Regions from separate parts of the Mus musculus genome. Here all the other regions are linked to region 1. Evidence: chromatin loops called from intact Hi-C (ENCODE). Cell type or tissue: heart. All regions are shown on one strand. Region 1 holds the start of Kat6b (K(lysine) acetyltransferase 6B). Region 2 holds the start of Dusp13 (dual specificity phosphatase 13). Region 3 overlaps Kat6b (K(lysine) acetyltransferase 6B). Region 4 overlaps Adk (adenosine kinase). Region 5 has its middle 8.8 kb from the start of Vdac2. Region 6 overlaps Kat6b (K(lysine) acetyltransferase 6B). Region 7 has its middle 2.3 kb from the start of Samd8.

The links. Peaks named below come from ENCODE experiments on the same cell type or tissue, not always from the same donor. Only the 100,000 strongest peaks of a DNase experiment are listed, where the experiment ranks them.
Region 2: it touches region 1 in a loop (2.1-fold over the local background); 15 of 42 quality-filtered maps call a loop at or near these places.
Region 3: it touches region 1 in a loop (1.9-fold over the local background); 7 of 42 quality-filtered maps call a loop at or near these places.
Region 4: a loop joins it to region 1, with 2.3 times the contacts of the local background. A loop is called at or near these places in 13 of 42 quality-filtered maps.
Region 5: it touches region 1 in a loop (2.2-fold over the local background); 4 of 42 quality-filtered maps call a loop at or near these places.
Region 6: it touches region 1 in a loop (1.9-fold over the local background); 2 of 42 quality-filtered maps call a loop at or near these places.
Region 7: it touches region 1 in a loop (2.4-fold over the local background); 14 of 42 quality-filtered maps call a loop at or near these places.

What each region holds. Positions count from the first base shown.
Region 1 is chr14:21,499,469-21,503,468 of GRCm38, forward strand. Kat6b (K(lysine) acetyltransferase 6B) reads left to right here and starts at 317. Exons shown (of 17, transcript NM_017479.3): 1 at 317-492. In heart, CTCF peaks have their summits at 792 and 1,528; DNase peaks (open chromatin) are centred at 373 and 1,203; H3K4me3 peaks cover 2,683 bases; H3K27ac peaks cover 2,308 bases.
Region 2 is chr14:21,739,968-21,743,967 of GRCm38, forward strand. Dusp13 (dual specificity phosphatase 13) reads right to left here and starts at 1,531. Exons shown (of 4, transcript NM_001374075.1): 1 at 1,063-1,531; 2 at 137-310. The coding sequence starts at 1,415. In heart, no CTCF peak of the experiment used is centred here; a DNase peak (open chromatin) is centred at 2,014; H3K27ac peaks cover 314 bases; H3K27me3 peaks cover 508 bases.
Region 3 is chr14:21,658,001-21,662,000 of GRCm38, forward strand. It overlaps Kat6b (K(lysine) acetyltransferase 6B), which reads left to right. Exons shown (of 17, transcript NM_017479.3): 13 at 2,743-2,974; 14 at 3,428-3,587. Among named protein-coding and RNA genes, the nearest start is that of Dupd1, 55 kb to the right of the region's middle. In heart, CTCF peaks have their summits at 1,851 (motif pointing left) and 2,064; a DNase peak (open chromatin) is centred at 1,351; H3K4me3 peaks cover 435 bases; H3K27ac peaks cover 1,091 bases.
Region 4 is chr14:21,135,568-21,139,567 of GRCm38, forward strand. The region is part of intron 3 of Adk (adenosine kinase); the gene reads left to right. Among named protein-coding and RNA genes, the nearest start is that of Adk, 85 kb to the left of the region's middle. In heart, a CTCF peak has its summit at 1,542 (motif pointing right); no DNase peak of the experiment used is centred here.
Region 5 is chr14:21,820,777-21,824,776 of GRCm38, forward strand. No RefSeq gene overlaps it. Among named protein-coding and RNA genes, the nearest start is that of Vdac2, 8.8 kb to the right of the region's middle. In heart, no CTCF peak of the experiment used is centred here; DNase peaks (open chromatin) are centred at 2,185 and 3,325; H3K4me3 peaks cover 529 bases; H3K27ac peaks cover 3,481 bases.
Region 6 is chr14:21,550,347-21,554,346 of GRCm38, forward strand. All of the region lies in intron 2 of Kat6b (K(lysine) acetyltransferase 6B), which reads left to right. Among named protein-coding and RNA genes, the nearest start is that of Kat6b, 53 kb to the left of the region's middle. In heart, no CTCF peak of the experiment used is centred here; no DNase peak of the experiment used is centred here.
Region 7 is chr14:21,746,266-21,750,265 of GRCm38, forward strand. It overlaps a transcript of Dusp13 not described here. Among named protein-coding and RNA genes, the nearest start is that of Samd8, 2.3 kb to the right of the region's middle. In heart, a CTCF peak has its summit at 2,018 (motif pointing left); a DNase peak (open chromatin) is centred at 2,276; H3K4me3 peaks cover 131 bases; H3K27ac peaks cover 513 bases.

The DNA.
Region 1 (4,000 bases):
AAGTTTGGGGCCCACGGCGGCGGGAGGGGGGGCGCGTTTAAGAAGACCGCACCTCAGTCCCAGACCTGGCGGACACACTCCCCACCCCAAAACAGCCCAGGCGTCCCCATCCTTTCGGACACCGGCATCCCCGCCCTCCCCTGAGGGCGGTGAGCGGAGCCCCCCGGGGCGGAGGCAGGTACCCCCGGGGCGGAGACTGGGGCGGGCGGGGTCCGGGCTGCGCCCCCGGCCGGGCCAGGCGGGCTAGCGGGCGGCGCGGGGGGAGCGGGGCTGGGCGGCGCTGCCTCGGGCTCTGTGCGCTGCAGCCCGGAGCCGAGGAGGAGGAGGCGGAGGAGGAGAAGGAGGCGGCGGCGGTGGGTCCCGGGCGGGGGGAGCGCGGCGCTGCGGACCCGGGCGGCTGGCAAAGGACGAGGCGGAGGCTGAGGAAGGCAGCGGGGAGACCCGGTCTGCAGCAACAAAGGGCAGCAAGCGATTGGCCGGGCTGGAGGCGAGGTTAGCCGGGGACCGGGGTGGCCGGAGGCAGCGGCGAATAGTGCACGTGCTTGCAGACACGGGCGAGTGCGGAGCCGGGGGTGCACACCCGGTGGGTAGGGGGCTTGCTCCCCCTCCGTATGGGATGGCGAAGAGGCTGCAGTGAGATCGTTCCGCCTGCACCCGGCCTGAGGCTGGCAGGGTAGGGGGTATGTGAAGGGGGTAGGGTGCAAGCCAGGGGGCGGGCGAGTAGTCGCCCGGGACAGGACAGGAGAGAGGGTGGAGGAGGGGGCTGGATGGAACGCTCCGGGCGGCGCGCCCGTCCGCGCGCTCCTCGGCGGGAGCAGGCGACTGAGAACCTCGAATTTTAACTTCGCGTGCCCGCCCGCGCGCGCCCGCCTGCGCCCACCCCTAAATCCTGCGGCCGCCGCCAGCGATCAGCTCTCACACAAACTTTAGCTGCGGGCTAGGGGCTTTGGGGTTGAGTGGGGGAGGGGAGAGGAAAAAAGGCTTCTGATTGGCGTCGTGTACAGCCAATAAGGCCAAGCGCCTCTCCTGCGCCTAGATCCAATCCATTTCTAGAGGTAGAGGGGGCGGGTAGGTGGAAGTAGAGGTGGCGCGGTGTCTGTGAGAGAGAAAAAGGGCTGGACCAATAGGTGCCCGGAAAAGGCGGGCCCCGCGGTCTGTTGATTGGTACTGGCAGTCGACCCTCCCTCGGGGTGGTGCCGGAGGTGGGGGGGGGGAAATGATGGGTCGAGAGGTGTGTCTATGTGGAGGCGAGATGACCGGCAGGAACTTGCCCCAATGGGGGGCAGAGTGTTTAGCGAGCGGGTGACGGACAGACCCGTAGGCCAACGGTTGGCCCTAAGTGTTCGTGCTCTCGTCCAATGGAACGGCGCCGGGGCGGGGCCGCGTCTTGGGTTTAATGAGACTCCATTGGGCTGTAATCAGTGTCATGTCGGATTCATGTCAACGACAACAACAGGGGGACACAAAATGGCGGCGGCTTAGCTCCTACCCCTGGCGGCGGCGGCAGCGGTGGCGGGCGCTACGGCACCTCCTCCAGGCGGCAGCCGTAGCTTCTTTCTCAGGCAGATTCAGCGCCCCCGGCAGGCGCGGTGGTGGTGGCGCGCGGCCAGGTCTGTCACCCACCCCGCGCGTTCCCAGGGGGAGGAGACTAGGCGGGCGGGGGACCGACGGGGGGGTGGCCTGGGACCCTCGACGCCCCTCCCACAGGCCCCTGCGCGAGGGTCACCGCGGGGCCGCTCGGGGTCAGGCTGCCCCTGAGCGTGACGGTAGGGGGCGGGGGAGAGGAGGGAGGAGGAATAAGCTCCGCCCCTGGCCGAGCCTACGGGGCAAGGGGCGGGGCTCAGGAATGGAAGGGCGGGGCAAAGTCGGGAGGGGCGGGGCAGAGGGATTCTAAGGCTTGGGCTGGGAGGGGATTTCTGTGCAAGAGTGAACTGGTAGGATGGATGGAGGGGTCGGACGAGGGCGTGGGCAAGATTAAAAGAACGGGAGATGAGATGGGAAACGGGAGGTGTAGAAACAGGTGTAGAAGGGGGTGTAGGGAGGGGCGAAATTTTGGTGGAAGTGGGAAGGGTACCTAGGACTGTGTGAGGGCTGGTGAAGTGCTGCAGACTGGCGAGATTGCCGTTAACTGGGGACACACTAAGGATGAATTTGGGTGTGGTAAATGAGAGAGTATTGCTGAGTTGGTGTTGGTTCGTCTTGGGGATGGGTTCATGAGGCGGGTACAGTTTCTTTGGTGGAAGAATCAGGCTGAATCCTCATGTTGGCATAGGATAGTGGTTTGCTGGCCCATGGTAAATGAAACATTAAGAAAACAGAAGGAAGGATGGATTAGTTAAGTTTGGGAGATTTTCTAAGGTAGCAGAAGAGACTTTAATGAGCAGGGAATGGAGAGAGGCTGCTTGTAATTTGCAGCAGTATATTAGAACATCTCATCAGGACAGGTGATTCAAAGTTAGGGGAAGGCTGTGGCTGTGAACGAGGGCAGCACTGAGCAATAGGTCTGGGTGCTATAATTTGATGGACTGTGCCCCCAGTCTTCATTGAGCCAAGAAAGGTTATGGAGACTTTAATTTTGATGGCTGGGGTTGTTTGGAGTAAACTTCAAGCCTAGTCTTGAAGGTGTGGCAGGAACAGGGAGAGCATAGAGTGTCCCTAGGAAGAGACATGGATGCTTGCTACCTTGGGCAAGAACATTTGGTATTTTTGAGTTTGGTAGGACTTTGGTTTGGGCACAGTGCAGGGAGTAATGGGACCTGGCAGGGTAAAGGCAGAAGAAGGGCAAATTAGTGACCTGCACCATGGAGGAGTTTGAACAATTGCAGTTGGGAGAAAGAATGTTCATGTGAGAGTAGTGGAAGTTATGAAGGAGCAGTGATAAGGAATTACAGTTGTCAGCAATAGCTAGAGACCCAGTGAACTTGGGGTGGAGATACCAGGAAATTCAAGGGAAAGAGTATGCACAGATTTGTATGGGCAAGAGGTAGAAGTAGCGCATGGGACTTTAGTTGTGTTAGTTCTTTGTACTCCAGTAGTGTGTGCTTGTGCACACACATACATGCAGATGTATGCAAACACATTTTGTGCATTTGATGCATACAAGTGTGCACATCCAGAGGCCAGGGCACGACATAGAATGTCTTCCTCTATCTCTCCCTGCCATATTGCCTTGACATAAAGTCTCTTACGAAGTGGTAGTTGGCCATTTTTGCTAGGCTGGCCGGTCTGCTGTCGAGCTCCTGGAGGCTGCCTGTCTTCACCTGCTCTTGCTGGGACTCCAGGCAGTCTAAACCACGCTCAGCGTTCACCTGGGTGCTGGAGATCCAAACGCAGGACCTCCTGCTTTCCATGCTGTGCCCGCCAAGCCCTCTATCTCTCCAGCCCCAGCGAAGTGGGTGTTTGTAGAAAGTACATTCTTCCTCATACTAGTATACCCTTCATTTCCTGATGCAACTCTAAAATACACTTGACTGCTTGCTTATTAGAAATTTATTATACATGTAGCAGAGTGAATGTGAGCTGTTGTTTTTAAGGAGTAATGGGTAAGGAGCCTGTAATCCTTGGTCATCTTTGGCTTTTGAGGTCAGCCTAGGTAGTAGTTAAAACCCTGTGTTTAAGTAAGCGAAGAAAAACTGAGGAAGGAAAGTTTTAACTTAAAGGAAGAATTTAGGTGACAGGGTCAGCTGAACTTTGACCTTTCGGCTGTACCTGGGCCTCTGGGTGGATGCTGATGATTGTGTTGTGTTAAGGACTAATGAACTACTTGTGGAAACAGGTGGACGCTATCAGAGGTAAGACCTGTGAATAGAAAGTAAACAGGATGGGTGAAGCAGATATGACACTTATTTATCTATTTATTTATAGACAGGGCTTCTTTCTCAGTAGCTTTACAGTCCTGAACAGTCTGACCAACTCACAGAGATTGATTGCCTCTTCCTCCTCAATGCTGGGATTAAAGGTGTGTGCCACCACCGCTGGGCTCTAACAAATGATTATAACA
Region 2 (4,000 bases), 240 kb after region 1:
AACTGTATGTTTCCAAACAAACATGAGAAAGGCAAATGCAGGCAGCGGTGAGAAGCACTGTGGGCCATCTGGAGGAGGCTTATCCTGGTACTCCCACCCATCAGCCACCCTAAACCCCTACATGGGTCTTACTTACGCATCTCCCAAGAAAAGGTTGGGCCAGACCTCATTGATGTGGGTCAGTGTGGCAGTCCGACGGACCCACAGCAATCGCTGCAGAGAGGCCAGTGTGGGTGGCTGGTAGGGGGACACCTGGACTGCCCCATGAATCTTTGGCCTCCGAAGTTCCTGCTTCTGTAGCGAGTCCATTCTGGGAACAGAGTAAACAGGACAGTAGCTGGAACAGGCTCCCCAAGCGTGGGTCCAGTGGACAGGGAGACCTGTGTTGCAGTACCAGGAGCCAGTGGGATGCTGTGGGGGCCAGCCTCAGCTATGCTGAATGAGGCTATTACCCGGCTCAGCTGGCCTGGAACCTAGAACCTTTTCCCTGGGAACAAGGAGAACTAGAACTCTCTTGTCAATTCCATGGCGCTAAGCGTACCTTTCCTGAGGCAACGGATGTTAGAAATGTTGGTCTTAGGGACCGTGGGGAATCTCTGTAGGGCTAATCTGTGCAGACCGTACCCCTTTAGTCACTGGAAACCCCAGCTGGCGGAGGCTCTTGGAGAGGACCTAGGATGTCCCTCCAAAGCCAGGCAGCTCATCTGTAGCTCCCACCCTGGCTGTTTCTAAGGCTGATGCTAGAGGAGGTCAAAGCACTGTCCAGGGTTACAGTCCAGCCACAAGTGGGCATTAGTCAGCTTGTTCACACCAAGTGAGCTGGTGTCGCTCATAAGCAGGCTGTATCCCTTGTGCTGTGTTCCATGTTTCACACTGACACCAATGACAAATGACAAATGGCTAAAGACTACCCTGAGCTTGATATCCAGTGTGTGCCTTCAGTTCATTCCCCAAGCCTTCCAGTTGCCAGAGGGTGGTCACCAACTGATGTGTCTCCTCTAGGGAGCTGTCAGGGATGAGCTACACATCCACTTACAGGCCCCGGGCTTTTTTCCTCCTTACCCTTGTGGTTCAGGCCAGTACACCTGTACAGGCCTCACCCGGAAGGAGTGGGTTATGTCTGGAGTCATCTGGCTTAGTCCATCTGGGCCCTTGCAGAGCTGAGGTGTCAGAGGCACCAGAACCTGAGCCTGGTACCTTAGAGGGAAGGGGAACCTACCTTGGTCAACTACCCCTGGTCCCCTCAAAGAGTAACTCGAGTAGGTACAGACTGGGTAGAATGCCTTTTCCCTCTGGCAGGCACTGCCAAAACCAGAAAAAGAGATGGGCACCCAGGAGGCCACTGGCTTGGCCACACTCACCCAGCCAGTGGATGATGAGCTGGGTGGAAGAGAGGGCCGGCCTTTCTCCCTCATCCCCCTCTGTGACCTCTCTGGCAGGCTGAGTGGCCTGCCACCTACCTAGGGCATGGTCTGGGGCCAGGAATGGGGGACTAGGTGCAGGGGCAGGCTGAGTGGAACAGTCCTAAAGCAGGTTCCATCCAGAACACAAATGCTGTTATGCGCCTAGAATTCCAGGTCCATGCATGTGAGCCAATGGGGATGTGGGGCAAGATGAAGACAGACCTGAGCTGCGGGGACAGGAGCAGTGGCCTAACATCTCTCCCTGGTGTCTCTGCTATTGAAAACACTTGTCCTGAAGATGGGGACCACCTGAAGAGATGCCTAGGGAACAGACTCCCCTTAAAATTTGACAAGGATATATCCTGGGACCTAGGCAAGTTTTCATTCCTATCTGGGCCTTAGTTTCTTTTCTCTGCTCTCTGGTATTCTGCTGGCTGCAAGAGAAGGGAATGACGCTATATGAAGTAACACCAGGGAAAGGAATATTAGGGTGGAGGATCTCTGAATCCAGGGAAGTCCAATAGCCACTCTGGCCTGAGGCCACCAGCTAGACTCCTCCAGCTATGAGTGGAACTAGACAGGGATTTCGGGAAACCGTAGGCCCCTCACAGGCCTGCTCAATTTGGCATGGGGTAAGTCTGCCCTCTAGTGGCCAGTGGCTGCTAGGCAGCCCAACTGTGTCCCAGGAGCTCGGTGGTGGGGATTAGGGGATGTCCTTAACTTCCCTGGTCTAACTCAGACCTGTAGGAAAGATTTTTCTTAGACTTAGGGTTTCCTGGTCAGGTCCTACTTAGGGCTATATGTAGCCCAGCTATCTGCTCTGGTCCACTGAGGGTTCCTTTCACCTATCAGAGCCAGGCCCAGCAGCTCACTCAGTGAGCCATTCCTTAAGCTTTAGGCACCCCCCCCAAAAGAAAGCCCAGGGATTCTGCTACCCCCTGGTGTAGGGAGGGCCCAGCTATGTCAGAAGGAGCCATGGCTGAATGTCTTGTAGGATCAGGCCCCTGTTCACATTCATGATAGTCCTCCCGTGGCTCTCTAGTGCTACCTGGCTTCTACTTCCCTGAAACTTCAGCAGAGAAGTTGCTTCTGTCAACAGTGGCTTTCTTGCCCACACTGCCTCTGTATACAGAGCTACACATACTTACCTTTTGTTGGCACTAGTAGCATCTCTAGCTTGCTCTCTGTTGTCTGTCTTTCAGTTTGTCCCAGGATAGCCTTCTAGAATACCACCCTGCATACCTCGGGCCTTGCTCAGCAGCCTGGGACGTGGCAGCTGTTTGCCACCTACCTCTTTAGCTGTAACCTCAGAACACATTTCTCCTGGTCTCCTCTGCTGTTCCCTCTCTGTCTCCCCTCTTCTCTTAGGGAGCACAGACCAAGTGGGGCTAGCGTTCTCACAGAAGGACATCGAGGTGTCTGGGAAAGAGACTTTGGCAGGTAAATGCCAAGGGCAGACTGCAGTGGTCTCTGCCCAGCCTGCATCCCTGGAGGGAGACAGACCTGTGTGGGAGTCTGTGAGCCTGAGTCTTCACCAGGAGCTGCTGGGAGACTCTCATGACATCATAAGTGAGATGCACCTCCCAGAGGCCCTGCATCAGGGCAGGTGCCACATAAATGAGGCATCACGTTATGGACATTGCTCCAATCAGTCTCATCCTTTCGGGGCTCAGCCAAGACCTATAGAGGGTAGATTGCTATGGCCTGTGGAGTTTTCACCTGGATCTCTGTGTTTCGTAATTATATTCCCAGCTTGAGGAAGTACGTTACAGACCAGACAGAGCCCAGGACTCGTGTCTTCACGCTGAGTCCACCCTGTTCTCTCACGAAGCAGGCAGTATCAACATCCCCACTTTCCAGATGAGAAAAATCAAGCCTCAGAGAGATAAAAGCAGTTTGCCCAAGGTCACACGGTGGCGAGAGGCAGGGTTCTGTGCCTCTACCTCTGACCCATTTGGAGTCCCCCAACCCAGTCCTCACAGTTGCCCACACAAGCAGGCATAGATGCCCTGGGCCCCAGTACCCAGTATTCTCAGGGGTCTCTGCTTAGGGTCGTTCACCCACCTGTGGGGAGATCCTGACCGGGCTGTAGTCTTCTCCGACCCACAGCTTGTGCCGCTGGATTCTAGCCGCCTGGCTCCGCACACCTGATGCTGTTTCTATTTTTTTATTTGAGTTTAATTATAAAGCATGCTGTCGTCTCCCTTTTGCCTTTCCTTGCCACTCCCAACTTGTCCATTGGTCCCATGGCCTGGTCAGCCCTAGGCTCAGCCAGGTACTTCCTCCTTAAACCCAGGCTGTGCAACTGTACCCAGCAACCCCATGGCTGAGGCCCAAACCTATCCTCACCCTTTCTCCTTGTACATGTATCCTTAATGTTCAGGATACAGGAAGCTCAGAGGGTTGCCTGCGGTGTGTGGGATGAGTGTATTTGGGTAGCTGGGTGGGGAAAAGGAAAAGCAAGCAAACCACCTTAAAAATTCCCCTTAGAGCCTGAATGGTGGCGTACACCTTTAATCTCATCACTCAGGAGGCAGAGGCAGGGGCAGAGACAGGCAGACCTCTGAGTTCAAGGCCAGCCTGGTCTACATAGTGAG
Region 3 (4,000 bases), 160 kb after region 1:
ATTAATAAGTCAAATGTTCTTACCAAAATTTACTGTGTCTGCTTTATATTGTAACTGTGCTTTGAGGAGCTGAGAGAAAGTAGGAAGGGACAGAAGGTGGCAAGAAGCCCCTCACTTAACACCCATGTCGCGAAGGACAGCATAGGTCAGCATCAGCAGCTCAGCTCCTTCCAGGCAAGCGCCTGCCGCAGATGACATTTATAGCCAGCCGCTCTTCTGTCGTCAGTGCACAACCAGGAGGCACAGCACCTTTCCAAACAGCACAGATTGTCATTCTGCATGCCATTTCAGTCAACTAGTAAGAAATAAGACATGTGTTCATGGTCATTTTTACTGTTCCTGGTGGATTCTGTTTAACATCAGAGCATCCTCCGTCATGGGGAGATTCCAAATAGTTCTCGGCAAAAGTGCCATTTTCTTCCTGGCTGCAACTTCTTTGAGGGTCTCTGGATTCCCAGAGGAGGAGGAGACACACTACAAGCAGGGCCAGGCACCTCAGGGCATTGGCTTTGGGTGGTGTTTGGTGCTCATCATCCCTGGGATGTGTGCAGGAGGTTCTGACTAAACATTGGGTTTCCAGTCATATTCTCGGCACCCTGAAAAGTATCCCTCCCAACAAGTGCTTGCAGAGTCCCTGCCTCTTCACAGCCTCTGAGTGCACACACAACAGGAGGGTGCTTTGCTGGGAGAGACCAGTGGGCTCAATGTCCATGACACATAGAGCGTGTTACCTTCCACCTATGGGGCAGCAGTCCTGCGCTGCAGTCAAAAGGCCAAGGAATTGTCAGGAGTCAGCCTTTTGACACTGCAGGAGTGGAGGGTACTGAAAGGTTTGTACTCCAGTGCTCCCCAGGGGCTCAGCTTGCTGGCTCGCCTAAATTACCGCATGCTTTTTAGACTCGGGGTACAAGAACAGCTAGGTAAAATTGAAAGGGAGGGTGGGAATGCTTCCCTCTTAGGTCAAAGTGTGGGAACATAGAGACATAATAAAAACCGTGCCTCCAGGGTAAGGTAGTTCTGTGTAGTGGTGAGCGTAGGTGGGAGGGGGAACTGCTTGTAGGCCAAATTTCTGCCTTCAACAGTGGGATTCACATGAATCAGTGAGGGCCTGGGGACTTCCATAGTTAGTCACTGCAGGGAACTTTTAATTGTGGGATCTTGTGGACAAAGGGAACAGTTATCATCCATGGTTCTATACCTGCGCCTCACCCCCCCACCCCCGGCAGAAGTACAGAGCTGGGGCTCCCAGCTGACTAAGTAAATTTCTCAGGCTATGCCAAGCACTTAGGGAGCAGGTGACGGGATACGCCAGTTTTCTGTGCTGAGGTTTGGGCTTCCTCCACTGCTCTGGCAACGCAGCACTCTCCATGTTGACAGGACACGATATGGGCTGGCTGCAGCACAGCAGCTGTCCACGTTAGCATTCCTGACACCGCTGTTGAAAACCTCAGTGTGGCAGAGCGGCACGCGCCGACAGTGGCTTGGCTGTTAAAGTCTGGTGTTTGTTTGCATTCAATACTTAAACAGGACGAGAGGAGTTAAACCAAAAATCTTAGGCAAAACACGATGCTTATTTTATTTCTATTCTGTATGATGACATTCAAATAAAAGCTGTCAAGATGCAGCATGCTGTTGAGGTAGAGTGTCTTTTTCTAGATTTCTGCATTATTTGCAAGTGGTTTTGAGAAACAGGAAGAAAATGGATCCAAGGCATTGATTTCTCTTTGTAACAACAACAGAAAAACTAAAACAGAAAATTCTTGCAAGTGCAGCCATTTTGGAACTGTAGATGAAGGGGAGGAACGCTGATGTCTGGGTTGGTGTAGAGTGGCCTGGTTTGGTGAGTGCTGCCACCTACTGTCTGTGCTGATGTTTGTTTACACGCAGGAGGTTCACGGAGGTGAACCTCAGGGAGGTGAGGCTGTTGAAACAATTAGAGCAAAGAAGCCATCACTACTTGACAGTCAATTCTTCTCTCCTCCATTACTGCCTCTTAATTACCGAGACAGCCACCAGCTTCCGTTCATTTCCTCTAAGTGGGCTTAAAGTCTTCTCATTTCAGAGTTTCTTTGCCAGAAAAGCTGTGCGGTTCGAGCTTCATGTGCTCGTGTATTTTATTTGTAATTGTAGGAGCCACATTCTCAGGTTGGCTTAGTTTTTATGAGAAGGGTAAAAATAGAGCTAGCATCGTAGATTTGCGTTTGCCACCATAGGCGTGAAAGCCAGTGTTTTATTAATACTAAAACAGCTTCAAATCAGCCGCTGGTTAAACGGAACAGGCAGTGCAGGCTGTGTCAGCCGAAGCCCCTTCACTAAGCCCCAGCTGTCAAAGGGTCATCGGGTCCTCTGTGGAAAACAACCTGCCCATTAATGTCGGGGTGGTCCCTCCCCAGGATCCGAGAGATCCTGACATTGAGTATCCGAGAGAATTTCAGGCTTGCAGGGGATTTATGTGTGGAGATTCCCCAGAAGTCTCTTTAGTCTTAGCTTTCAACCTCCGTGACACACAACACCATGTATGTTAGCTGCCACCAGCTGTGTGAATTCGCTTACAGTGTCACCACAAAAGTTGACAAGCAGAAATTTGACGAGGTGACATCACTGTAATTGAGAGAGGTGACGAGCTTGACAGGACACACTTGACCTGTGTGATGCTTTTACCTTGTGGCTGATGACATTGTTCCTAGTCCTGGCCCTAGCTCTGACAACCAAGCTGAGTGCAGTTTTGCTTTTCCTGCCTAGGCTATTTGCTTTCTCGAAGAGAAGGCCAAGCAGGGTCTCCCGAAAAGCCGCTCTCTGACCTGGGCCGGCTCTCCTACCTGGCCTACTGGAAAAGTGTCATCTTGGAATACCTCTACCGCCACCACGAGAGGCACATCAGCATCAAGGCCATTAGCAGAGCCACAGGCATGTGCCCACATGACATCGCCACCACTCTGCAGCACCTCCACATGATTGACAGGAGGGATGGCAGGTGAGTGCCCTGCTTTCTGCTTTCTTGATCCACAGCAGGATCAAGCCTGTTGTTGTTGCTTTTGCTGGTTTTCCATTTTCATAACCTGGGTCAAAGGAATCTGGATTGGCCAGGGACTTTGTTCTTTTAAAACAGTAGCCCAGGTAACCTTCAAACTCATGCGATCCTCCTGCCTCAGTTCTGGATTACAGGTATGCACCAGCATGTCCACCATTTAATCTTGAGTTGGTTTGGTTTGGTTTGGTTTGGTTTGGTTTGGTTTTCTAGACAGGGCCTCACTGTATAGCCCTGGCATCCCTCCATCTCAGTTTGTTAGACCAGGCTGGCCTTGAACTCACAGAGAGTCTCCTGCCTCTGCCTCCCCCAAGTGCTAAGGTTAAAGGTGTATGCAACCACACCCCACTAGCTCTCAGTTTTTTTAATCTCACTTTGTCTTGTCTCCCTATATTACAGGTTTGTCATCATTAGAAGGGAAAAGTTGATATTGGGCCACATGGAAAAGCTGAAGAACTGTTCCCGACCCAATGAACTTGATCCGGAGAGTCTAAGATGGACCCCAATGTTAATTTCTAATGCTGTGGTTTCTGAGGAAGAGCGAGAAGCTGAGAAGGAGGTGATGACGAGTCATCCTGAGTGGTGACTTTTGTCTTGTAGTTGCTTAAGCTAAGAGAGTCATTTGCGTCATTGTGAAAGCTCAGTTATAACGCTTATGAAACGATACAGCGCTAATTTATCCTAACCGATTAAGACATGATAATTTTATTGAATTAAGTATGAAAAATGAGACATTTATCATTGATCACACCGAGGCACTCAGCACTGACAGTATGTAATCAGATCAGACTTGGTGCTGGGCTGCAGTGCTGCCATGTTAATCGATTCTTTGTGTTTATAAACTTGCGTAGAGTGCTCCATGCCAGTGAGCATGTAATGTAGTGATAAAGAGCTTGAATCAATTCACTGCATCGTTAACACCACTTACTATCCCATGAAACCCAGCCGTAACACCACTTACTATCCCATGAA
Region 4 (4,000 bases), 360 kb before region 1:
CATCATCTCTCCAGCCTAAAGCATTATGTATTTCTTAACGTGACATTTTTTTTCCCACCATGAATTTCTTTTCATTGGGCTGAGCATGTAATGACAGATTTAAAATGTCCTTTCTGACATTTTTTGTTATACAGTCTTTGGTAATTTCTTTCTATCATGTTCTCTAGAGCTATGAATTACTTTATAGTTTCCTGGCACTTAGAGGTTTTCTGATTTTTCCAGTATAAAAAATACATTTATAATTTTTAATGTATTTTTTACACAATTTTGCCACCTTTTCAATAACATATAACTCAATGACCTAGAATTTAAAATTTTAGTTGTAAGCTGTGTTGTAAAAGTTGTATTCACTACTTGTTATAGATAGCTATAGTAATTGTGTGTGTGTGCATACATGTATACACGCACACTTGCACTGACTCATGCTTGCCCACATATGTACATCTGGAGGCCAGAAATTCATATTTTTAGAGCTTTGTTTTTATTGTTTTTTAATTATGTGTACCTATGGGTATGCCCACTTGAGTGCAGTGGCTTTGGAGGACACTGGTGTCTGACTTGGAGCTTGAGTTACAAACTGTTCAGCCTCACTTGATGAGGGTGCTCACAACTGATGTGGCATCTTTGCTAGAAGAGCAGCAAGCGCTCATAATGCCTGGAATATCTTTCTAGCCCCCAGAGGTTGATATTGTAAAGTTTCATTTAGTGTAGGAGTGCCGAGACTACAGACATCTATGGCATCCAGCTTTTCATGGACTTCCAGGGATGGATCTCAGGTCAGGTCATCAGACTCCTCTGTCACTCAGCCACCTTTCTGGCCCTCCACATTGCATCTTCAAACAGCCTCCCTCACAGAAACAGAGCTCACTGTTTTATGTAGATTGACTGGCCTGCAAGCATGTAGAATCCAACTGCCTCCTTACCGCAGCAGTACCAGACACCTGTGGTTTCTGAGAGCTCACTAGAGCTCACTGATTTAGGTAACCGACGTCTCCTGTCTCCCCCTCACAGGCCTGGGGATCTGAATTCAGGTCGTTGTGCTTACACAGCACCCACTTTACCAGCTGAGCCATCTCCTGATCCTCTGAGCACCAGACCTTTTTTTAAAAGATTGATCTATTTTCCCTTGGAGTATTTTTCACTGAGTATATGTACGTGTACTGCCTGTGTTTAGTCCCCTGCACCCAAGTCAGGCACCTCAAAACTGTCTGTAACTCTTGCACCTGGGACTTCACGCCCTCTTCTGACCTCCAAGAGACCCATGATGACAGACATGCACATAGAAAAATAAAATAAATAAATCTAAACAAAATTTTTAATGGAGAAATCTTAAAAATGAAATAAAGTAGCCCTAACCTCACGGAGCAATTGTTGATAAAGGTATGAATGAAGGCACCCTGGAATGCTACACATAACTAGAACTGAATTAGAATCAAATGCCTTTTGGAAGAATTACTGAAGACAAAGCAACAATGGGAGGAGACTAGCCTGTATTCTTCAGCAAAAGGAATTTGAAGATGGAGTTGTAGTGTCTAGTGCAGGACACTAGGTGGCACCATTAGCTTACACTCCTCTACTGAAGGATGCTGAGTAGTTTCAGTATCTCAAGTGATTTGTCTTTTATTGAGTGTATTTCAAGATAATATTGTAGTTCTTGGGTTTTTTCTCCTTCAGTGATGATTTTGAAAATTTTCAGTGATATTTTTGTTTTAAAACAGTTTGTCTCCCAAATAAACTATATTATAAAAGTCACAATCAGTTCTTTTGTAATTTTTAAATGAAAGACTAAACTATATTTCTATTTAGACTCATTTCAAGCAGATTTTAAAGAGGTTCAGTCATGTAGAATAAACTACTATGCAGACAAACTGGCACATGCCTGTAATCCCAACACTAGGTTATCCACATGTCACCTTATCCCGGGGTAGTGTAGAAGTCCACTTTTTTTCTAATGCCAGGTCAGTATATAATTTCATTCATCCTTTTGAAATACTAAGAATAATCCCCTGGATCTGTCTTTTATTTTAAGATTCCAGATTTGGAATGATTAAATGTTTTAATTTCTGAAGTTGATTTGTACCATTAAATTTTTATGGATGGTGTAGTGTACAAGTGACAAAAGCCACATCTCAAAGCTGTTAAACAAGTGGGCATTTAGTAAAAAGATCCTGGTATGGCATCAGGTAAAGTGTAACTCAGTGGGGTAAATAGTATTAGAGTCATTTCAGCTCTTTTCCTCGGTGTCGGTTCTGTTTGCAAGAGAGGATGGCTACCGTCAGCTGATAGTTCACATTCTTGTTTTTCTGTATTCCTCCTAGTGGCTCCAAATTCAGTGTGGTGATTATATCCTAGTGGGCCTGCTCTGACTGGCCTTGGTCCCAGACCTATCCCCAAAGTCAAAGACGGAGCTTGTGTCTGAAAGTTACTGATCAAAAGTGTTTAGGTGAACTCTGTGGGCAAGTGGCATATGATTGTAACCCTAGCACTGGCTTATTTGAGGCGGAGGATCAGGAGTCTCATGTTCAACCTGCCTCCAGTGTAAAACCTTTTAAATAATAATAAAATAGAGTGTTAGAGTGGTGGAGTCTGCCAGGCAAAGTTGGATATTGTTAGGAAAAAGAAGACTGTTTATGGAGTTGGAGAGATGGCTCAGCAGTTAAGAGCAACTGGCTATTCTTCCATAGCACCTAGGTTTGATTCCCAGCACCCAAATGGTGGCCCATAGCAACCTGTAACTCTAGTTCCAGGATAGCTGACACCCACTTCTGACCGTAGAGGAAAGCAGGGAAGCAAGTGGTACCCAGACATCCATGCAGGTAAAATACCAAACACATTAGAGGGGGGTGAGGAGAATGGTTGGAAAATTCCATTCATTTCTAAGACCTTAGGACTATATTCATTTTGTCAGTTCTCCTTCACTAGAATTACTTATCTCAGCCTCATCTCTGTTACACCTAGTTATGACATCTCTCAGGCCATGCTCTCGTCGACAGGATTAGGGCTGCAACACTGTTGATACAGTTACTGTAAAGATAAAACAATGCAGAAAGCCAGGTGACCCAGGCCTAGCATTTCAGATGTTTCATAAGTAAGGATACGTTAGGATTTTATCAGCCCTTGTAATACATTTCAGATTAGTTTCTGTGTCCTGAATATCATAAATGTAAATTTATAATGGCCAATCTTAATTGGATTTAACTTACTGATGACTGTGTTCACTGCCTAAGAAGACAGTTGATACATCCTGGCCTTTTCAGGGCTCACTTTCATTTGTATGCTGAGATGCATAAGTTTCTGCAAGGGTTTTGTAATTAATCTATGTTGGAAAATATAAATTATCTTTAAAGACTAGCAATAAATATAGTAAAATTATGATAAATGATTTTATTGTTTGGGGAAATAATATAAACTGTTTTATGTGTTTGAAGAATACGAGTTGGCAGCAAGGGAGAGAAATGAGTGATTAAGTATTGCTTAAAGTTGTTTTTTAATTAAAGTTTCATTGCTCTGTACAGTATTCAGAAATGCATTTTAAATGTAACATTAATTTTTCACTTACCATTCATCTTTATTATAATATATTGCTTATATTTATCATAATTTTTCCCACCAACTGCAAGACTTTTGTGATTCATTTAGGTTAACTGGTATGTAGTATTAAGAGCTTCCATGATAGCTTTTAAAGTGTTTCAACATTATAGATTTAGTAACACACTGTTTCAATATCTAACAAGTCAGTGAAAATCTTGACAGTGATGGAAAATGTTTTCTTTAAAACTGTGTTACTAGAACATTGTTGTTTACCTCACGACATAGTTTAATTAGTTATAAGCTGTTATACTTTTATTGTTCATTTAAAACCCAGAAGTGTCAGTAGAAAACATTATTTCACTAATTTTTGCCATATACCATTTTCTAGACATAAATAGTACCACGTAAGACCAAATAGTATAAACAGACATGGCTGCTCATTTTTAGTGTTTGTTATTCTGTGTGGTAT
Region 5 (4,000 bases), 320 kb after region 1:
CCTTCATTTGTAAACTTTTTATTGATTCTTTGTGAATCATGCACTCATTTCCCTGCCCCCTCCTATCCACCCTTTGCCCTTGAAACCTCCTCCCAAAATAAAACACACACAACAACAACAACAACAACAACAACAACAAAGAATAGAAATCTCATTGTGGAAGCTGCAGTATGTCACAGTGTGTTTCTCTGTCCACACATCCTCACTTGCAAAGGTCCATTGCAATGAGTCATTGGTTTGATTCCAGGCCTCTGGCTTCTCTGACACCATCAGTATTGGATCCTTACGGGAACTCCTCTCAGATATCCTGTTGTTGCTCTGTGTCATGGTCATGTGTCATGTGTCCTGCAGCTACCTATCCTAACCAGTCCCAGATGATACAGATTTTGGGGTGGGCCAGTTCAGAGCCCTGGATCTGGGCCTGGGTGGCTGCTGATCTGGTCAAGCCTCCAGCTCTACTTCACCAGCTCCACACTGCTCCAGCTAGGCCACCCAGTGCCACCAGGAGGCAGGGTCAGCTCTCCTGTCCTCATGCCCTCAGACTGGCTCATGGCACCCACCCTCCAGAGCCAGCTCCACTGTGCTACCCAGACAGGGTTCAGGGTCTACTCTCTCCAGTGCTGCAGTGAGAGAGAGATGGGCAGCTCACCTGTTCTCATGATCTCGGGGCCAGATCTCCCGACTGCCATGGTGGTGAGGGTTGAGGAGGGGTGGCGGTGGCCTGCCACTCTCTTTTCTAAAGGGCTCTGACAATACTTGTCCATAGTTCTGTCCTTTCTAGGTCGTTAGCAACTAGTTTCAGTGTCTGATCTATACCTGTTGCTTGATAAATACTTGGGGAGAGAATATGTGTCACAATCTGAAAGACTGGGAATGGCTCTTGTGATCACAAGAGCCTGTATACAAGCCTTTTAGAGAAAATATGAATATATATATATACAGTGTGTGTGTGTGTGTGTGTGTATGTAGGAATGCTGGAGTAGGCACTCTCCCACTGTGCCCACATGATCCTTGATAGCATTCTAAGAGACCACTGAAGCACACTGTCTGAGAACCCGCTAATTTTCAGATGACAAATTGGCTGCTTTATCCCATTTACAAACAGGGCTAAACTGAAGTACCATGATAAAGGCAAGCACACACATTTCATTGACAAGTGGCCTGTCTCATATGAACAATGGACGAGTTGACTTAGAAAATATCACCGGGCAGTGGTGGCGCACACCTTTAATCCCACCACTTGGGAGGCAGAGGCAGGCGGATTTCTGAGTTTGAGGCCAGCCTGGTCTACAGAGTGAGTTCCAGGACAGCCAGGGCTATACAGAGAAACCCTGTCAAAACAAAAAACAAAACAAAACAAAACAAGAAAGGAAAAGAAAAGAAAAGATCCCTATCTATTAAAGTAGCTTCCCCTTAAGACCTGCACGGAGGAGGAGCTCATTAGCACAGCTCTAGGACATCCAAAGGTGATAAAGCCCATTTCTTCTAATGTGCCTAATTCAGCCAAGCTCTTCTCATCTGCTGGCCTTCATTATTCTGAATTAACTGAACCTGCAGTTCCGGCTGCCACAGAAAGCACCGGTTCATTCTGATAGTGTGTCTTTTGTAGCTCGTCTCAGACGCCTGCTGGCAACTCCGAGAAAATCCATGCTATTTGGAAGGGGTGAGGGATTTATCTCCAGTCCACTCTGACCACACCGGGGCCTCATGACTCTCATGTACTTTTAAGTTACATTTAAGATGGAAACCCTCAGGCTGGAGAGATGGCTCAGCGGTTAAGAGCACTGACTGCTCTTCTAGAGGTCTTGAGTTCAATGCCCAGCAAGCACATAGTGGCCCACCTTCTGTAATGGGATCTGATGCCTTCTTCTGGTGTGTCTGAAGACAGCTATAGTGTACTTATATACATAAAATAAATAAATCTTTTTTAAAAAGTAAAATGGAAACCCATACTCTTTGCTCCTACAATAAGGTGGGTTTCTTGAAACCCTACATCCTGCAGGGACTATATCACCAATGGCAGCTTTAGCAACTGAAGCTCAATGTGGGCTGGTGGGAGGGATGTCAGGTCACCTACTCCAAAGTGACCAGTCACCCACAGCTAGAAATAATGGCCCATTGTCCCTCTGCTTCCTCCTTCGTTTTGCTCTGTATGGATGTCCAGGCAGCCTGCCAAACTGCCCTTGTGACTTCCTGGGGCCCAGAATTCTCCCTCATCTTCCTTCCACTGCCTCCCACACCAACTGGAGAGACACAGGGCAGCCACAGGCAGCAGATACCGAAAGGCGTGGGCTGCAAGTCATAAGGCAGGCTCAGCAGTGAGCCAGTGAGGCCGGCTCTTGCTCCCTGCTTCATTTCTGTGGAGGTTCAGGCCTTCACCCAAAACTCAGAAGGAACGGTTAGGTAGGCAGCTATCTGTCAGAGGGCAAAAGCTACAGCTGGCCGAAAGCAGTCGACTTGTTTCTTTCTTATCAGTCTTCTCCAGTGGGTAAGGCTTTGAGTGTAGGTCACAGAGTGACTGGTGGTTAGGATAGTCTGCCTGACTCTAACAGAACTTGGCTAAGCTGTGTCTCCCTGACTTAGTGCACTCAGACCTGGGGACTTACGTTCTCTGAGGGCTGCTGTCAGAATGTAATGAAGAATCGGAACCTCTGAGAGCGAAGGAAGTGCCTGGCATGTGTTAATCACCATTGTTTTCATTATGTTCATAATTGATGTCTGTGTCAGGATTGCTACATATTGGCTGGGTGGGTGTAGCTGAGAAAGAAATAGCTCTCACAGCTAGAGAGCCGAATCTTTAAAAAGTCATATAGGTAAACTTTAATTGAAAAACACTTCTAAGTTAATATCAAACTTTAAAAAAAAATCTATTTTTTTAAGTACACTATAGCTGACTTCAGACACACCAGAAGAGGGTATCAGATCCTATGACAGATGGTTGTGAGCCACCATGTGGTTGCTGGGATTTGAACTCAGGACCTCCGGAGGAACAGTCAGTACTCTTAATCACCGAAGCATCTCTCCAGCCCCTAATATCAAACTCTTAATAATATGTCCACTATCTACTTAATCATCACAAACTAGACACTAAGCTAGTGTGGTAGTTTGAATGTAATTGGCCCCGGTAGGCCCATAAGGAGTGGCATTATTAGGAGGCATGGCCTTGCTAGAGTAGGTTCAGCCGGAAGTGTTTCACTCTGGGAATGGGCTTTGTAGTCTACCACATCTGGACAGCTTTCCTGAGCTTGGCACAAAATGGGGCTTTCTTAGTGGGGCTTTTTCTCTGCCTGATCTGGGGAGTCCAACCCCCACATCTATGTGAGGAATGTCACATAGTCTCTGGCAAAATTACAGGCTCAGCCTCCTCCCTCCAGATAAGAGCCTGCTCAGCAAGCGTCCGGGATTCCTGGGATGTCTTTCCACGTACATGAGGCATTACCAGGAAGTTAAGGTCCAGCCAGTGACTTACCTTCACCCTGAAGACCCCTTTTCCCACTGTCCACGGTTCAGAGCAGCCGTGTTGAACCCGAGTGAAGAGCACACGCTGTTTCATGAATATAGTCTAAGAGAGTCGTTTTACTAAGTACTATCTGAAAGAGATGTACCCCTAAAATCCTTGGAGAAGACCTTCTTTCCCTAGAACTCACTGCTGGACCAAGATCCTGCTGACCACCCCACTGTGCAGTCGTGCCTGAACACTCCAAGGGAGGAAGCTGACCACGGAACCAGAGTCTCCTTCTGCTACCTGTGGATCAAGATGTAGAACTCTCAGCTCCTTCTCCAGCACTGTGTCTGCCTGCCCACCACCATGCCCTACCATGATGATAATGGACTAAATCTCTGAAACTGTTGGCCCCAGTTACATCGTTTCTGTACGAGTTGCTGTGGTCGTGGTGTCTCTTCACAGCAACAGAAATCCTAAGACAGCTAGGAAGGGCCCAGCTCTGTTCTGATCTGGAAAGCTAAAGAACGATTGCCTTTCCTTAATTTGCCTTTGGAA
Region 6 (4,000 bases), 51 kb after region 1:
ATCAGGCTTGGCAGGCACCTTTACCTGCTGAGCCGCCTTGCCAGCACTACTCTCTTCAGTTCTTACTTATGTATTTTATATGTTAAAGAATGTTGTTAGTGGATAGAAGAGACAGAGACAACATCCTACAGAGATTTTGGGTTTGCTCTGTTCTATTTTACATTCTTTCTCTTTTTAAAAGTTACTATATTTTTATTTTATCTGTGAGTGTTTTGCCTAAATATATGTCTGTGTACCATATGTATGCCTGGTGTCATATCCTTAAGATGAAGTCAGAAGAAGGCACCAGAACCCGTACAGTTAGAGTTAACAGATAGTTGTGAACCGCTGTTTAGGCACTGGGAATCAAATGCGGGCCGTTTGGAAGAGCAGCATGCACTCCTAACCACCGAGCCATCCGTCTTTCCCGCCCCTGCATTCTTACATAACATTTTCTTGGCTACTTTTTGCTTAGCATCAAATTCTCTAATCTTTGAAGAGCTGCATATTTTGGCTTTTATGCACACTAAAACCCAGAAATAGACTTTTTTCCCTAGGAGTTTGCATATTATGCTTAATCCAAGACATTAAGAATTAAATAAAGATTAGTTTTCTAAATGACCATTAGCTAGACATTTTATCTGTCAGGAGAGAGGATTCATGCAACTCCAAGAATGCATTGCCCTCTGCATACTATATTAATTTTGGCAGCTCAGAGATAAATGAACTTGAGCTGTGCTCCAATTTTTCATTGCGAGGAGACATACATTATTATAAAAGCTCTTCTCATCTGCAAGAGTGTTTCTTTCTGTTGTTTTAATTAAACGAACGGTTTAAAAATTAATTATGACATTTTGATGATCTGATACTGGCTGGGAGTAAGGATATTTTCTCAGGATTTATGATGCATCCAGAACGGTGCTATTCAAAGGAATTCTGACAAAGCAATTGTTCTCTCTGAGTTTTTGCATCCCTCAATTTAGTAGCCACCAAGTGTAACGACTTGTGAAACCAAGAGACTAATGTTTTAGTTTTTGTTAAAATATCTATTAGTCTCATGGTCAACAGACAGAACAAATAAAGAATAATGACATCCTGAGGCTCTCAGGTTTTGTTTTTTGTTTTGTTTTTGAGGGGGCGTGTTGAAAGTTTGGGCTGGTTAAGAGTAAACAATGAACAGTATTGTGAGATACAAAAACTTTTTAAAAAGATGATGCAGGTTGAGCTGGGGAGATAGTTCTGTTGGTAAAGTGCTTGCCTGGCAAGCATGAGGACTTGAGTTTGATCTCCAAAACCCATTTAAAAAGCTCAGTCTGGTGTACACACGTGTAACCCCAACACTGGAGAGGCTGATCCCCGGGCCGTCTGATGCCAGCACAGCCAATGTTCCACAGTTAGGAGTTCCATAATGTTAAGTTGAAATACAGTTAAGAGACTATTTCAACAAAACATGGCATCTGAGACTGATAGCTAGCCCCTCCCTCCCGCACATGATCATGAGCACGCGCACCCCCCCTCCCCCAGTCCGGTATGCAGTTCTGAAGGGCACACATCACATCTGAATGTGAGGGAATAGAGGCAGAGTTAGCAGGCTTCCAACAGAGAATGGGGTGATGCTGGTTCGGGAATTTAGCCATGGTTGGTAAAGTCCCATCTTTTAGTCTTTGGTCTGAACTAGTGTCAGGCTGACTAGGTTGGCACATTTAAGTAAGTTGCTTCTGCCCAAGATATTTAGAAGGGAACTGAACCTGGCTACACCCTCCTGAAATGACACACAAGCCTGGCTGGCACAGTGCTGTCCAGTACTTGTTCTTTTGAGAGATGGGATCAGGATAGTTGGCACAAAGCATTGCCTGGCCAGAAATCACAAGTTTGTAAAGAATAGGCTTTATATTAGAAGAATAATCCTACCTCTGTGGAAGCAATCTCGGCATAGATAAGAATTGAGTACATCTGCTTGAAGGTTTGAAGTGTCTGTCACCAAGGACATCCCCAGATAAAGACCAACAATAACCTAGAAGAGCAGTTGGTTATGTATAGGAGACAGGGTAAATATGAAAGATGTAAAGAACCTTTTGCAAATAGGAGTAACTATTTAAATTGGTAAAACCGATAAAAATGCATTTTGTAGAAAAAAATAAGAGCAGCCAGTAATTACCAAGAGATGTTTATCATTATTAGTAATCACTTATTAGTGATGGGGATCATACATTAAAGCAATCAGATGTTTTTTTGCCATGAGGTTGACAAACGTTAAAAGGAATATTAATTCTTTATTGGCAACAGTGATTGAGAAATGAATACACTTGTATAGTGTGAGCATGTAAATTGTTCAGACCTTTTAGACAGTGCTGGAGCAGCTGTATCAATAACGTCACATACCTCGATCTGGTAATTTTGCTCATTTTAGCATAAATGAATGGTTAAGTCCTGGAATGGTCACCATACAATGGTACAGCCATCACATGGAACCTTACGTAGCTCCTAAAAACTGTAGTGTAGATCTTTGTGAGAGAACTTTTTGTGGAAACTCATAAATTTTTAGTGGGGCAAAATTCTAAAAGGGTCACATTTATGCAAAGTAAATTTCTTAAAACTAGATCTAGTTATAAATGTATCATGGATGGCATTGTAAATGTATATATAAGATAAATTCATTCAGATTCTGTTATGTTAGGAAAGAATTTTCTCAATGCTGCACAGAGACGTGCATGAAGGGAAAGGACCCCGGGCACAGCAATATTCTGCAGAGGGAGCAGGAGGAGCCTGCTGAGCAAGCGCAGTGGGCCACAAGTGCCGATGCAGGTGGAGACTGTGCCTCACCTCATTGGCAGGAGCTCTCCAGTCATGTGACAGACGTCTCAGGAATGTCTGGTAGGGAAGTAGGGAGAGTTGGGTAAACAGCAGATGCGAGAGTTTCACAAGGAGGAAGAGATTTATGGAATTGCTGCCTTAGCCATTGCTGAAAAAAGAGATCGTTTCTCACGATCAGATTTCATGGATTCTAATACAGGCTTTTTAGAATGAGTGAAATCCCAGCACATCCCTGACAATTGCTGGCATGTAGTGAGTGGAGCATAATGCACATGAGAAATGAAGAGCTTGGCTTGATGAAAGGTTATATGGAAATACACTGATAACTGGCGAAGGAAGGGACAGGATGAGGCTGAGGAGGTGTCCACAGAGGCTTGGCGTCATTTGCATTTTATCTATATTTAAATTCTTCTTACAGTGCAAATATATTCAATAATTACATAATGAAAAATGTGAGAGTATATGTCTGTTAGAAGATAACTCTTGCCTGGATGCCTGTGTCTTCCGAGCCAGTTGTGTGCTGTGACAGTTAGACCTGATACTTAGCTACCCTGGAGAACTTTTCATGCCTAGATGCTGCTCTTAGCCAAGAGAATTTTCAGCTCCATTAAGTTAAGTAACTGAAGATTCAGGTGGTAAGAGAACTGAACACTGACTTCCAAGACTCCGGAGGAGTAGACTCTAGAGCCAGGGCCGCTGACTGCATGCAGGCGTAACTAGTCATGTGGGCTTCCATTGTTGGGATAGGGAATTGTATGGTGAGGCAGGAGACAGGTGGAATCAAGGATCCTTAGTTATCCAGTGCCATTTTCTAGCTAGAGCACAGCCCTAATGGGAGAGAGCCATCTGACTTAGTGGCGTTGTAACTCCCAGAGGTCTTGAGTCAGAGATGACTACTTAGAAAGGCTCTGGTGAGACACCCAGGGCTTGGGAGGCGGAGGAAGGACTTTGTCTGCCAGGGGGATCCGGGGAAACCTGACAAGAGGTTATTTGTGCCGTCACTGGTGGAAGGCAGAGACTGATTTCCAAGGAAGGACTCAGAGGAGCAAGGACTCAGTGCTGCTCATAGGCACGAAGGAGGCGATGGGGAGCGGTGAGGAGACTGGCTGATGTAGAGAAGAAGTGTACAAGCAAGGAAGCAGGGCTGGCAGCTGACAGGGAGGTTAGACCGGCCGGGCCAGATGGCCAAGAGCTGAGGATGGAGGTG
Region 7 (4,000 bases), 250 kb after region 1:
TTGCTCCCAACCACACTCAGCTTTGCTTCCTTGACCTGCCTTACCTGGCTCCTTAGCTCTGACCTGCACCCCGAAGTTGCTGGTCCAGCTGGCAGAGCTGTCGGAGGAAGCCACGATTGGGGAAGATCCATCGGCGCTCCCTCACAGTGATTATGGCCTGCTGCAAGGACAGCTGCTGGTGGAGCATGAGGTAAGCCAGGACCAGTGTGGCAGATCGGCTCACACCCACCACGCAGTGCACCAGCACCTTAGCTGAGGAAGACACTCAGATGAAGGACTCCTCTCTACTAGCCAGCCCACCCAAGGTCCATTCCCGAACCTGTGTTGGGTGTATCATGGTGTATCATGCCTGGGGCAAGTTCCTCAATCTCTTATGGGCCTCAGTGTCCTGATCTTTCAAATGGGTACTCACATCTGTTTTGCTAAAGTCTTCAGTCCAAACCCTCAGCATGACTTACAGAACCCTTTGAGACCTAGCCATTCATCGTCCTGCACCTTACCTCAGCCAGAGCCTACCTCAGCCCTCAGCCCTAGGAACACAGGCTGACTTGCAGTTCCTTGGCATTGCCATGACCTCTGACCCTTCCCCCTGATCTTGGCCTGACTAGCCTTTACTCATCCAGCCAGTCTCATCTCAGACATGGCTTCCTCTACCAGCTCTCCCCACTACTGAGGGTGTCACTGGAATCACAAAGCCATTGGCCCTTTCTGCGTGTGTCCCAAGGAAATTGTTGTGGAGGGAAATCCCCAACACCACGGTCCTCTGGCTTGAGTGTTTGTGGAGCTCTTCATGTCTGCTCTCTCATAGCAGTAACATTCAGAATACATCACTGTTTGATTAGCAAGCCCTACAAGAGTAGATGCCCTGGCTTAGTCAAGGCTGGCTTCTTAGAACTGAGTTCTTTCCTTGACATGGGGTGAATAATGACCAGGTGACAGATGAATGGATGAAGGAAAAAAAAAAACTGTCAAAGTGCTTTGGCTATTACAAAGCAACGTGAGCCTTACCAAATTCCTCATCATAAAAACATCAGAGGAAACAGAAACCCAGAGAAAGACACACTGGCTTGTCCAGGGTCACAGAGCCAAGGGGCACGGCTGTTTCCCAAGACAAGGGCTCCAGCCTCTCCAGACCTATTGCATCTTGGGTCCTACCTCCAGGTACGGTGAGGGCTCGGTGGATGAAGTCAGCTGCTGAGGAGAAGTAGGGGCTGATATTGAAATCAGGGAGGTCGTGGGCTGGGATCCCCAGGTAGCACACACTGCTGCCGTAGAAGTCAGGACCCCCCTGACAGTAGAGTCCTCCGTGGGCGGCATTCAGCACATGGGTGATCCCCAACTTCCACAGCTCAAATCGGTTATTTGCCGTGGCCCTGAGAAGGGCAGAAAGGGGGCTGGATTTGGGCTGAGTCTCTGGGTCCTGAAGGAGGCTTGTTTGACTCTGCTTTGGGAAGGGTGAAACCATAAGGGTAAAGGCGGAGCTAGAAACCATCATTACTGAGCGGAGTCTGCAAAGCTCTCCGTCCCAGCCTCAGGGAGTTCTGTTGGTATAGTTGGTGCTGCAAGGGACATTTTTGACCTCTTTTGTTGTCTCAGGCAGCCTGCCCCCAGCAAAGGAAAGAAGGAAGAGATTGCTTCAGTCCTGAGAACTAGCTGCCCCTCCCTTCGTGCCTCGTGTCCTACTACTCATAAATATCATCTAGATCACTTAGTCACCACGTCTACCAATCTACAAATATTTAGCAGTGACACCTTTTCTGAGTCATCCTAAGTCAGGCTTCACCACCCATTCAGTGTCCACTGGTGGCAAGCTGGGACCAGAAAGTATGATCTATGTCTACACCATTTTATATTCCAAACGTTGTTGGTTTACAGACTGTCTGGTTAGTTGTCTTAAGATGTGCCTGAAGACCCCAGCCAGGAAGTCTCTCAGACCCGCCCCCGACACCCCTCCAAAAAAAAAAAAAACCAAAAACCAAAAACCAAAAACGCTCGGGCTCCCCCTAGTGTTAGAAACTCGTCACCAAATCGCTCCTGGAACTTAGGAGTCAGGAGAAAATTCCTGGCCTGGGGCAGGTTAGAAGCAACTAGTTCTGTTGCTCTAGCCACCTCCTCAGGTAAAGATTTCAAGGATTGCCACGTCTTGCCCGACTCCTACAACCCTGTCAGCAGCCACTCACGCATCTCCGATGAAAAGGTTGGGCCAGACTTCATCCACTCTACTACAAGAGGCTCTCCCGGCCCTCAGGAGCTCCTCTAGCTGCAGGATACTGGGGCAAGGTGTGGCTTCTTTTTCTTCCCCAGGTTTTGGGATGGAGGCATCAGCCATGGGCCAGCCTGCCTACCCCTCTGCCTGCGGTCAGGTCTGCTCTCCTGTGCTATTTCTCCTTGCCAGAGATTGGCATTGACAGGTGGGACAAAGTGACTCAGCAAGTCCCAAGGGCCTCTGAACGCTGCAAGACCTATTTCCCTTGAGCTGACTCCCATCCCTAAAGTCTCCGAGAACATGGAGTTGGACTCCTACAAGTCACGATCTCTCTCCACCTCTGTCAGTTCCTTCTGTAAAGTTAAGGGTTTGCCTGTCCTGGGGAGTTGTTGCAAGGGTTAAACTAAAGGTTCACTGCGTCTAACATAGGGCAAGTGCTTTGAAATAGGTTCATTCGTAGGTTTAGAGCCTGCATAGACGGGTTCCAATGACAAGAGTTAAAGCAGAGAAAAGCACTGAGGCTTGAATGTCAGAAAAGACTCTTGCAGGTCTAAGTGGGCCACAAACAGGGGGGGACACCGATATCGGCTGCATTGGAGCCTTTGGATTGTGGAACACAGGGGACCTTGTCAGAGTTGTGGAGTCACAGAAACTTAGGCACACAGGGAGGAAAGCATCTGACGTGTGCTGTAGGGTTCACACAGAACGGTGGTTCTATAATGAAGATAGCAGATTTTTTTTTTTTTTAAGAGAAAGCTGATGGATCCTTTTATGTCAGAGAGGTGATCATTGCCCAAGGCTCTGAGAATAAGGCTCTGAGAATCTTTGGACACTAGAACCACTTTTTAAACATTATTTTTATAATTAAAAATATTTTATTGGTACTGGAGAGATGGCTCAGTGGTTAAGAACACAGATAATACATGCAGGCAAACATTTATACATATAAAATAAGTTTTAAAATTATGTTTGAGTGCCTACAAATATGTATGTGGGCCACATGCATCCCATGCCTGCTGTATCCAGAAAGTGGGGGTGGGGGGTGGGTCTCCTGGAATTAGAGTTCTAGATGGTTGTGAGGTGGCATGTGGCATTGAACTTGAGGCATTGAGGTGAAAGGGTATTAAACCTGAGTCTCCAGCAAGAGCAGCAAGTGCTCTAACCACTGAGCAACACCTCTACCCCTATAGAAGCACGGGGACAAGAGAGTTCTCTGCCTACAAGGGCTGCAGGAGATGAGATGTTTTGCAGTGTCATGGAGCCCTTGAAGGTTCTGAGCATACTAGGCAGATTCCTGGCTGCCCCTGTTCTCCTCCTGTCCATCTTAGAATCTGCCCCCTTCTCCCTCAGAACTACCAAAGCCGGTCCTGCATTGTTCAAGAAAGTAGAGTCAAAGAGGGCTGAGATTTCAAGCTGCAGATGGCTTCAGACGTGGATTCTGCCAATGTTAGGCTTGCTTTAGAAGGGGATATTCCGTTAAGGTGGGGTATGGTAGTAGCAGGAAAGAACCCAGGTTCTGTCTGAGGTTAGCTTGGGCTTGGGTACCAGCTTGGATTAACTGTGCTACGTCAGGCTACAATGTTTCTTGACCTTTCTATGAGATCTACAGAGTTGAAACAATGATTTGAAGTATAGTCTCTAGCACAGTACAAAATCAAGGGGCAATAAACGGGGCTGGGCAGTGGTGGCACTCGCCTTTAATCTCAGCACTTGGGAGGAAGAGGCAGGTGGATCTCTGTGAGTTTGAGGCCAGCCTGGTCTACAGAGTGATGTCCAGGACAGCTGAAGCTACAC